Regions from separate parts of the Homo sapiens genome. Here region 1 is linked to region 2. A link is an interaction called in ENCODE POLR2A ChIA-PET data of the cell type or tissue named here. Cell type or tissue: K562. All regions are shown on one strand. Each heading gives the region's core, and the rest is flanking DNA. Links, peaks and the distances in the headings are about the cores only. Region 1 overlaps RSPH9 (radial spoke head component 9). Region 2 holds the start of SLC35B2 (solute carrier family 35 member B2).

The links. Peaks named below come from ENCODE experiments on the same cell type or tissue, not always from the same donor. Only the 100,000 strongest peaks of a DNase experiment are listed, where the experiment ranks them.
Region 1: POLR2A ChIA-PET joins it to region 2 with 6 read pairs; 3 of 35 experiments call an interaction of 5 or more read pairs at or near these places.

The regions. Positions count from the first base shown.
Region 1 is chr6:43,670,827-43,676,308 of GRCh38, forward strand. RSPH9 (radial spoke head component 9) reads left to right here. Exons shown (of 5, transcript NM_152732.5): 5 at 1-1,774. The coding sequence ends at 123. MRPS18A (mitochondrial ribosomal protein S18A) reads right to left here. Exons shown (of 6, transcript NM_018135.4): 4 at 4,668-4,791; 5 at 4,376-4,445; 6 at 376-1,080. The coding sequence ends at 936. Among named protein-coding and RNA genes, the nearest start is that of MRPS18A, 14 kb to the right of the region's middle. RefSeq lists an enhancer at 667-1,299. In K562, for the core only: no CTCF peak of the experiment used is centred there; no DNase peak of the experiment used is centred there.
Region 2 is chr6:44,252,564-44,257,725 of GRCh38, forward strand. It overlaps HSP90AB1 (heat shock protein 90 alpha family class B member 1), which reads left to right. Exons shown (of 12, transcript NM_007355.4): 11 at 482-815; 12 at 926-1,320. The coding sequence ends at 1,035. SLC35B2 (solute carrier family 35 member B2) reads right to left here and starts at 4,965. Exons shown (of 4, transcript NM_178148.4): 1 at 4,837-4,965; 2 at 4,122-4,315; 3 at 3,779-3,933; 4 at 1,538-3,081. The coding sequence starts at 4,847. The coding sequence ends at 2,143. It overlaps MIR4647 (microRNA 4647), which reads right to left and starts at 1,722; the gene lies at 1,643-1,722. RefSeq lists enhancers at 2,409-3,124, 4,554-5,162 and a silencer at 4,644-5,162. In K562, for the core only: CTCF peaks have their summits at 395 (motif pointing left), 1,133 (motif pointing left) and 5,096 (motif pointing left); DNase peaks (open chromatin) are centred at 2,958, 4,498, 4,818, 4,948 and 6 weaker places; H3K4me3 peaks cover 1,810 bases.

The sequences.
Region 1 (5,482 bases), core at 1-5,000, 580 kb before region 2:
GTGGTGCTGCGCAGCCTGCTCTGGCCGGGCCTCACCTTCTACCATGCTCCCCGCACCAAGAACTATGGCTACGTCTACGTGGGCACTGGCGAGAAGAACATGGACTTGCCCTTCATGCTATAGAATGGGAGCCAGCCTGGATGTTTTTAAACAGAGTCTAAACATGATTTTCTTAAGCTTCAGTGAACTTGGCCTGCCTGTTCTGTCCTATCTTCTTAACTCCACCTCCGTCTGGTTCCAGATTCTGAAAGGCCCACTGAGCCAGGGAGCTCATTTCTAAACCAAGTGGCAGAGGGGTTGGAATGTGCTAATGAAAGAGATTCTAGACAACGATGGGTGGAAATGGCTGTGGGAGAAGGTGACAACCAGGGCCCCTTTGAGGAACGCAGTTTCTTGGATTCACACGAGAGCGGCAAGTGTGTCAGGCAGCCCACCTTGGCTCCCTGCAGCTCTCCCACAGTAAGGAGCTCACAGCTGTCATGAAGAGGATGGGACCTGTTTGGCCCATGAATTCAATTGACTCATTGGCCCCATCACAAGAGATCAGTGACTCAATGCTCAGCACCCAGCTGGCAATGTGCCCAGGACCCCCTGCACTTCCCAAGCAGTGAGCGCACACCCAATGGGTAAGCCCATGAACCCAGTTTATGACACTGCGTTGGGCAAAACTCCTGTCCCCAGCACTGAGCATGGCCTAAGCCCCATAGCAGCTGGCAAGGGACCCAACTGCCCTGCCTGCCTCTAGCTCCCAGCATTGCTACTGTGCAGGCCAAGGGTACTGAAGTTAGTCCCACTGTCCCCTGTCCATGCATGTTGGAGGGACCAGGCCATCGTGGTGGGGTGGGACAGGAGTATAGTTGTGGCCAAGGGCTTGTGAGTGGGCCTCCTACTCCCCAGCACAGGTGCAGGAGGAACTCTGGAAGCACTGCTCTCTGTCAGTGATACAGCTTCCAAGGTGTTCTTGAGTAGCAGACATTGTCCCTCAGAAGGGGTGACCCCACGGGCATGCGCACCCTGTTCCAGCGGGGGCCTTTTTTGTAGATGGGCTTGACGGAGCCAGGAGCCCAGCGCGTCAGGTACCTGTGGAGGGAGAACAAAGAGGTGCCTGTGAGGGCTGGGGGCCCAAGCTGGACGTGGGAGAGTGGAGCACTACCTCCTCAGGCCAGGCCACGGTTGGGCAAGCAAATCCTTTCACCAGTTTCCCTTTCCTGAAGTGCAGGGATTTTCCTGGGAGTAACTGCTGAGCGTCCTGTAAACAGATGGGCTGGGCTCTTGCTGCCGCAAGCCTGTGTGGCCAGGTTCAGGCAGCCCAGGGCCACAAGCTCCCTTGATCTTTGTAAATGTCAATGTTGGTGTGTGTTTGCTGAGGAAAAGGTGGCGAAGAGGCTGCCTGAAGAGCAGATCATTCCTCTCTGGCCTCAGCCATGGGGCGAGAAGAGCTGATGTAAGGCTCTGGAGGAACCCATTGCTCTTCCCCATTTGGCTCACTCAGCTACCCCAACCTTCAGGGAACTCCCCAGGGTACTATAACTGGTATAAGACCCCTGCCCCTCACCCAACCTGTGATGGGAATCAAGGGGTAAGGGCCCGTGGGCGCAGCCCTAGCCTAGGAAGGTTCCTGTAAATAGGAGGGGGGTGGGGAAAGATGGCTGCCGCCCATGGACCTTTGGCCTCCTTTGGGGATGGCCAGGGCCCTGATAGTTCCCAGAAAAGTGGCTCATGCCGGCTAGGATTGGGTTTTACTCTGTCCAGAATAAAACTTGGATCCTGTCCAGAAAGGCCCATCCTTCATTCTGAAAGCTCAGCCATGACAAAGGCCAGGAATCCTCCCCTGCCTCCATTCTAGGTTGGGGCTCAACCCAGCTGTCTCTAGAGACCATCAAAGAAAAAGCTTTTTTATTTAAAAACTCAATAACCTTAGCTAAAAACTCTTAGATAAAAGAAGTGAAAAAATGATTGCTGATTTATGCAGTTCAACTGAGCTCCGCTGGACCTTGGTCTTCTGCTGCCAGCCCTGTGTTGACAGAAGCTGCGGGAGTTGCTGGCCTGCACTCCAAGTGTGTGCTGGGCAGGGATGGGAGGGCCTTCCATGTGTCTCCTGGAATTGTCACTGCCCTGGCCAGGATGATGACTGTGAAGGAGGCTAGTTATAGGGACTGCTTTTTTTTTTTTTTTTTTTGAGGCGAAGTCTTGCTCTGTTGCCCAAGCTGGAGTGCAGTGGCGCGATCTCGGCTCACTGCAACTTCCGCCTCCTGGGTTTAAGCAATTCTCCTGCCTCAGCCTCTGGAGTAGCTTGGATTACAGGCACCCGCCACAATGCATGGCTAATTTTTGTATTTTTAGTAGAGACGTGGTTTCCTCATGTTGGCCAGGCTGGTCTTGAACTCCTGACCTCAAGTGATCCGCCCGCCTCGGCCTCCCAAATTGCTGGGATTACAGGTGTGAGGGGACTGCTTTTTCTATGGTCGGTGGTTCTAGGTGACAGAAGAGTAAGGTAAAGGGAGGGGACCAGGGATGGCCCCTTTGCTGGCCTCTCCCAGGCTTCAGAGGGGTACATGAAGAGATGGGGTATGGGAGCAGGCTCCCCAGAAGGGTGCTCATTGAGATTTGGGGATGCAGAGGAAAAGCTGGAAAGGTTCTCCAGAGCTACTGCCCTAAAGCTGTTCTTTCTCCCATGCCTTGGAGAGGGAAGCTGGGCTTTAGCTGGCCTTGGGCCTGATGCCTGCGCCACACGGAGCGGCCAGCTGGCAGGGGGTGGGCCGGGTGGCCTCCAGCCAGCTCTTTGGGAACACCCCAGCTCTAGCAAGAACCAAGTCTCTTTCCTAAACCAGCCCCTTCCTACCTCTCCTGAAGGGGCAGCAGGAGGAGCGACACAGCAGCAGACAAAGCATGGCTCCGCCAGGCCCCAGCGGAGCCTGGGCCCATGCATGGCAGCATTAAACGAGACTCCCCTGCAAGGGAATCCATTTCCTTCGTAGCCTGAACTCCCCCTCCCGCTCAGCGTGGCCTTTTGCAACCGACTAGCCCCCACACATCATCAATCCTGTGTCACGTTAAAGGATGCCGGATGTATGGGAGGGCGCCTGGCCTAGCTTCAAAGGCCTGAGGCAGGATGGATTGTGTCCTCAGGCCTGCTGCTGTCTCTTAAAAAGCCAGAGGGGGTGGGCTCAACCCCCAAATGGTCCATAGCATAGTTAGGGGACATAGGAAGAGGTTAGCATGTCCTGCTCCCCAAGAGCTGCTGGCAGATGGCTGAGCTAGCAATGTGGGGGGCACAGGTAGAGATGGGCACACAGCCAGGGTGCTGGCATGGTGTTGGTAAAGGTCCAGCTCTGACTTAGCCCCCAGGGACAGAGAGGCAGGGTACCAGGAAGAAGCCCTGCATTCCCACATCCCACACCCCCTACCCTCCATGCCTGAGTTCTGGTGGGGATCAGCCTAGGAGGTCTGCTGGGGGCTGAGGTGTTTGCTTTGCGTCAGTCATCTTTGATACCTTACAGAGAGCAATTCTATTAAAAAAGGACAAAAACTGCAATTACTTCCGCACCAACCTAATATGTTCCTCATTCCAGTCTGGGAACCACCAGCTGGACAGGAGGAAAGGGCCATTGGTAGGGAGAAGAACCCCCTCAAATCAATTCTACAGACCTGGCTCTACTCTCAACAAGGGGATACTAGAGATCTAAGACTATGTGAGTGTGCTGATGCCAGAGAGGAGGGAAGAAGGGAACTTGCAATGGGACAGCTGCTTGAATGTTAGACAAGAATCTGCTTCCACTCTACAGGGTCCTGCTTAGACTAGAAGGCAGACAAAGTGATTCCAAGGTCTGCAGGCCATCCTCTCCTTCTCTGTATGAACTCTGGGCCTCCTAGGCTGCCACATGGCGCTGTGTAGGTTGTTAACTACAACTCTGGGGAGCACTATTTGTGACCTAGTCTACATGGATGTTGCCCTGAAGTTGTCCAGTGTGCGACCTGCACAGCTGTATTCAGTGGCACTAACCCAGGAGGCCCTCCCATTTCTAAGGCCTTCTGTCCTCTAATAACCCCAGCGCTGGAGAGAGCTAGGATACTGAAAATTTGTAGTACTGACATCCCCATAGCCACCCAGTGTGATGTCATAGATGGGGGATTAGCACATTCTAATGCCCAATCAGCAGGCCTCTACCCTCCTTGCGCCTTTGCTAAGGGCCCTACAGGGGAGGAAAGAGGCTGAGGTTGGCAAAGAAGGCAACAGAAGAAGCGAAGACTGCAGCAGGGGTGGACTGATGGGGGTGGATGCTTAAGCTGGCAGGGAATGGAACAGACAGCCAAGGTGCACCCTAGTTTTCCTGAGCGCAGAACGCTCAGGTTGTTCACACCCAGGCTTGCTTACCGGTTGAGTTGGGGTTTGCTCTTCGGAACAACTCCTTCAGGAAGCCGAGGCCTGTGATTTGGTAATAGACCTGAGTGGCGGGGAAGAGGGGATAGTCTTTGCAGCTCCCTCTGCAGCTCTGAGGGGGCCAGAGGGAAAGCCCAAGGGAGCGGGAAGGTTGGCATTGGGTGGTGAGTATAATTAACACTCCGGATATCCACTTTTCTTCCAGGAGGGGCTGAAACATGGGGCAGCTGGGTGGGGAGAGAGTGCCTGCAGCCCTCTGCCCCTCTTGGTCCCCAGGGCCTTCTACCTGCTCGGTGGGCCATCTTCACACACTCCTCGATCTTGCGGTGTTCTTCCTGGCATAGGCCTGTGATCTTTCGGGGCAGCATGCCTCCATGAGGCCGGATGAACTGGCTAAGCAGCAGAACATCCTAGTGGAAACCGAAAATAGGGGATGAGGGTCAGCTGGGCTTGCTTTTGATGCCGGGAAGCTAGGGCTTCATGGTCTACAGGGGAGGCTGATATCTCCTGGGAACCTAGCTGAGATCACTTCCTCCACACAGAGCTTTGCACATGGGTCTGCTACCTTCACCCAACAAAGGTTAATCCCAACTTAGTAAGATTTTCTGTACCCCATTATCAACCCCAAGAGCTCCCAGCTTCTCTATGAGATTTTTTTTTTTTTGAGGCAAGGGCTCACTCTGTTGCCCAGGCTGGAGTGCAGTGGCGCAATCTCGGGTCACTGCAATCTCTGCCTCCCAATCTCTTGCTCAAGTGATCCTCCCACCTCAGCCTCCTGAGTAGCTGGGACTATAGGTGCGTGCCACCATGCCTGGCTAATTTTTGTAGAGATGGGGTCTCGCTATGTTGCCCAGGTTGGTCTTGAACTCCTGGGCTCAAGCAATCTGCCTGCCTCGGCCTCCCAGAGTTCTGGGATTGCAGGTGTGCGCCCCTACACCCAGCCTCCTGAGATCATCTTCTGATAGACTAGGTTAGAGAACAGAAACTCTTCAAGAAGGGTCACCAATCTTTTATGTACCTGAAGCATCTTTCTTGGACAAAATGTCTGCTCAGATAGGGTTAGGAGACATGCCATATGTTTCCACACAAGAGGAAAAACCT
Region 2 (5,162 bases), core at 163-5,162:
CTGCTCATTGCAAGCTCCGCCTCCTGGGTTCACGCCATTCTCCTGCCTTAGCCTCCTGAGTAGCTGCCACTACAGGCGCCCGCCACCACACCCCGGCTAATTTTTTGTATTTTTAGTAGAGATGGGGTTTCATCGCGTTAGCCAGGATGGTCTCCATCTCCTGACCTTGTGATTCGCCCACCTCGGCCTCCCAAAGTGCTGGGATTAACAGGCGCAAGCCACCATGCCTGGCCGATTTTTTTTTTTTTTGGACTGGATCTCGCTCACTGCAAACTCAAGTCTCCTGAGTGGCTGGGATTACAGATGTGTGCTACCACACCCGGTTAATTTTTTGTAGACAGGGTTTTGCCATGTTGGCCAGCATGGTCTCAAACTCAAGTGGTCTGTCCACCTCCTCCCCCTGCTGGAATTAGGCTTGACAATGCCTGTTTTCTCTTTCAAAGTGGTAATGTCAATCTAAGGCTTTTGTGATCGTCCACAGGTGACAATCTCCAATAGACTTGTGTCTTCACCTTGCTGCATTGTGACCAGCACCTACGGCTGGACAGCCAATATGGAGCGGATCATGAAAGCCCAGGCACTTCGGGACAACTCCACCATGGGCTATATGATGGCCAAAAAGCACCTGGAGATCAACCCTGACCACCCCATTGTGGAGACGCTGCGGCAGAAGGCTGAGGCCGACAAGAATGATAAGGCAGTTAAGGACCTGGTGGTGCTGCTGTTTGAAACCGCCCTGCTATCTTCTGGCTTTTCCCTTGAGGATCCCCAGACCCACTCCAACCGCATCTATCGCATGATCAAGCTAGGTCTAGGTAAGTAGCTTTGGTACTTGGTGTGGCAAGGAGTTTGTGCAACTCGTCTCCTCTATGGATTTGACTTAATGCTATTTGGTCAAGTCTCACATGGCTTAATTTTACTTCAGGTATTGATGAAGATGAAGTGGCAGCAGAGGAACCCAATGCTGCAGTTCCTGATGAGATCCCCCCTCTCGAGGGCGATGAGGATGCGTCTCGCATGGAAGAAGTCGATTAGGTTAGGAGTTCATAGTTGGAAAACTTGTGCCCTTGTATAGTGTCCCCATGGGCTCCCACTGCAGCCTCGAGTGCCCCTGTCCCACCTGGCTCCCCCTGCTGGTGTCTAGTGTTTTTTTCCCTCTCCTGTCCTTGTGTTGAAGGCAGTAAACTAAGGGTGTCAAGCCCCATTCCCTCTCTACTCTTGACAGCAGGATTGGATGTTGTGTATTGTGGTTTATTTTATTTTCTTCATTTTGTTCTGAAATTAAAGTATGCAAAATAAAGAATATGCCGTTTTTATACAGTTCTGCTTTCCCTTGTGAAGTGGATGTTATCCTTCCCTAGCTTCTTCATCCCTCCAGCTCTTGCTGTTTTCATGAGCACAGCAAGTTGAGCTGGTTTTGTAGTGAAAATAACAGAATACCAGTGAGTCTTAAGAGTTCACACACTGAAGCTAAAGGCAGTTTGGAAAAACTACCATATAATAATGCCCTTTCAGTCAACCAAAACACAGGACCAAGTCCACTGCAGTAATTTAATTTAATAAAATAAAATTATAAGAGCAAAAAGTTACATTTCTAAAGTACCAAAACCTGCAACAGGCTCATGGAACAGAGCCTAGGGATCCAGGAGCATAGGAGGTGGTGGTGCTGGGCAGGGCTCTGCATCCCCTTTCCTCAGCACAGCACCATCTTCACCCTCCTGGGAAAGCAGCATTGGAGCCTACACCGCTTGTGCTTTTCTCACCAGGGTAAGAAATGCAGGTATTTGCAGAGGGGAGTGAGTCTGGAAGGTGGCAGAGCACAGCTAGGGCAAGACTTAAGGGAACTTGTGGGAAGAGTAACTGGAACCTACCTATGCTCTCTTGACCCCAAACTCCCCAAAACCCCTCACTGAGGACTGTCTACCCCCGGGGCTCAGAATAAACTGCTTACTGGAAGATGGGTGACTTAAGGCAAAAGGGAAGGCTGCCTCCTGGGCTCCCCAATCCCCTGCTGCAGAGCTGGTCTGTGATACTGAGAAAACACCTGCATTTTGCCCTTTCAGCCAGCTCCCTCAGAGGTTACAGCAGAAGGGGATGGTGGGAGGGTCCTATTTCACTTCACCCCTCAGGCCCTTTCCACCCTCAAACCTTCTGCACAGGAGACTCAACAGGCACAGCCTTCTTTCCCCGTTGCTTTAGACGGCCCCGCGCGTAGACTCTGAGCAGGAGGGCAGCAAAGACCACAGCCACCCCCAGCCCTCCCACCACAGTGACAGTGTGGCCATAGAGAAGGCAGGAAAGAAGGATGGCAAAGGCCTGGCGGAGGGTCATGATGATGGTGAAGACGGCAGCCCCAAACTGCCCAATGGTGTAAAAGATGAAGAGCTGGCCACATGCGGAGCAGATGGAGAGTAGCAGGGCATGGGCAGCAAACTCACTGTGTCGCCCCATGAAGCGGGTTCCCTCCAGTAGGGCCCCCTGTTCTAGCAGTGAGCCCACTGTGAAGAGGCAGGAGAAGAAATTGACCCCAAACATCATCTGCACCGATGACATCTTATAGGCAAACAGGGCATCCTGCCAGTTTGAGGTGAAGCTGTCAAAAGCAATATAACCTGCCAGTAAGATGAGGCCTGAGAGTGTGGTGGCTGGGGAGCTGCGGGGCTCTGGTCCGCTGGATAGCAGAAACATGCTGACCCCAATGGAGATGAGGGTGGCTGTCAGGTACTCCCAGTGTTCGTAGCTGCGCCGAGACACAAGCTTTCCCATCAGCATGACAGGGATCACCTTAGAGGCCTTGGCCAGCACCTGGGTGGGGAAGCTGACGAACTTAAGAGCTTCGTATTGGCACCAGCTGCTAAGCACATTGGACAGGCTGGCAAAGGAGTACCGGTACATGGGTGCCCCATGCCGGGGCTGCTTGCAGAGAACACAGGAGAGGCCAGCCACAATCAGTGCCAGCACTCGGTTCATTAGCACCAGGAACTGCGAGTCCGTAAAGCGCTCACCCGGTGATGTGGCTGTGGCCCCATAGCTGCGGGTCATCACTCTTTCCTGCAGCACACCCCAAGTCAGATAAGACACCTGTTGGGGAAGGTAGAGACAAAGGAGACAATAAGCAAGATAATGAAAAGGTAGACAAAAATTGACCTCTCTCTCTTCAGGATTATGCCTAAGTGATTCAAAGGAAAATATACACTTTTTGGTTCCTCTGTAGAAGTTTCTTCTCCCCTCCTAAGTCTGGATTCACCTTGTAGGGAATCAACTGTGTGTGAAAAACCTATTCAGGGAGGCAAGAACTCTCAGAATTGGGTATCTGTAGTTCAACATGATATTCAAGGTGGAACTAGTACCCACTGCAAAATGCCATGGGGTCAGCATGTTAGCACTCTCTCACATGCAGTACTGGGGGAAGGCTGAATGGCTCCCCCACAATTTTATCAGTGGGTTTACAGTATGTGAGACACCAGTGCAGGAAGGAAGTATAATAACGGCACAGTAGAAATCACAGAGAATAGGGCAAGAGGAGTCCTCTCTTCTGCACTAGACATCTTGAAATAACAGCATGAACTTTCAGTACCAGTGCTGGAGAGGAGAAAAGGAAGAAACAAAAGGGCATTTCCCCCAAACACCTCAAAGATGGAGGTGCAGTGTGCCCCTGGGAGGAGGACACGAAACACACCAGCCAGCAAAGCTCTGGGACTGGTAAAATGGAAACCTTCACAGAATCCCTGCCCACCGGCATCCAACCCAGGAAGAGAGGCTGAGCCCACCTACCCACCTGGAGCCCTGTGGCACAGAAGAGCAGCTTCAGGGCCTGCCACATCGGGGTGGTCTCTGCCGCCTCTGTTCGGGGCGCCAGGGGAACCTCATCAGAGGCCTTGGGCTCATTGCCAAACACACAAGCTTTCACCAGGGGAAAGCAGAGGCCCCTACCTGAAGAAAGCACACAAAGTCAAGCCCCAAATCTTCTCCATAGCACTTCATCTTCCCCAGAGCAGCCAGCCTGCCCTGCTGTCCGGCCTACCGACCTCCCGCCCTCTCCAAGTCATATCCCGTTTGGACTGCTGGCCAAATACCCTCTTTCCCGACCTAGCTCACTTCCCCGCCCTTTCTTCACACACCGGTCTCCAGGTAGTTCTTCCGCCTGAAGTACTGCACCAGGAGGTAGCCAGGTACCATAAAGCTGGCATAGCCAGCAGCATTCACCACAAATCGGAAGAACCATAGCTGGGTCCATGACTCCGGAGGGGCTTCGGGAGTCTCCCCACCTGCCCCTAGGGAGGGGAACGCAGCCAGCACCACCACTGCCCACCATCTGTAAGGAAAGCGGACATAAGGATTAGGGCGCAGCTCCTCATCCCCTCCGCCCTCCAGAGGGGACCACACTGGAGTAGTGCCCGGAGTCTCCTCCCCGCCCCCTCCGCTGCAGCTCCGGCCCGGACAAAGAGCCTCTCTCTCTCTCTCTCTCTCGGGGAGGGGGTGCGCCGGCGCTGGCCAGGCAGAGCTTCCTCCCTCCCCGGGGGCGGATCCGCCCCTCTGGCCACACAGGTCTCCTCTGTTCCCTCCAACGCTAGCCGGCTGCTCAGGTCAGAGGAAGCGCCCCTTCCCCCACACTCCCCTCCACGATCCGGGACGTCAGGGTCCCCAGCCCCTCCGCCCGAAGCTCCCCAAGGAGCACAAAACCAAGCCGCAGCTCCCATCCCCGCTGGCTCCGGGCAGCGATATGCTGGCCGACGGCCGAGCAGCCGGGACCCCACCCGGCCCCCGTGCTGAGGCGCGGCAGTCACGTGGCCCGGGGGCTCGGTCACGTGAGCTCGCTGCTGCCCTAGCCCCCACCTGGCGTCCATGGTCCAGGCCGCGTGGGGTGGAGGGGGAACCGGGGAATGCGAGTCCCCGGGCCGCGCGCCCCCTGCGCTCCCGCCGCCGCCTCCAGGAGCGGCCAGCGAGCCAGCGGCCAGCGGAAGTGCCGCGCTCTTCCCGCCTCCCTCCCCGCGGCCCCCTCCGCCCCTGCCGCGACCACGCAGCGCCCCGGGCCGCCGCCGGACCACAGCGCCCCCGCGCGGCCCGGAGGCAGACGCGGCTTGGGTTCCGGGGACCTGGGCTGCCCCTGGGCGCGGGGAGCCCCAGCCCTGAAGAGGCGCCCGCCCGGCGTGTCCCCTGTG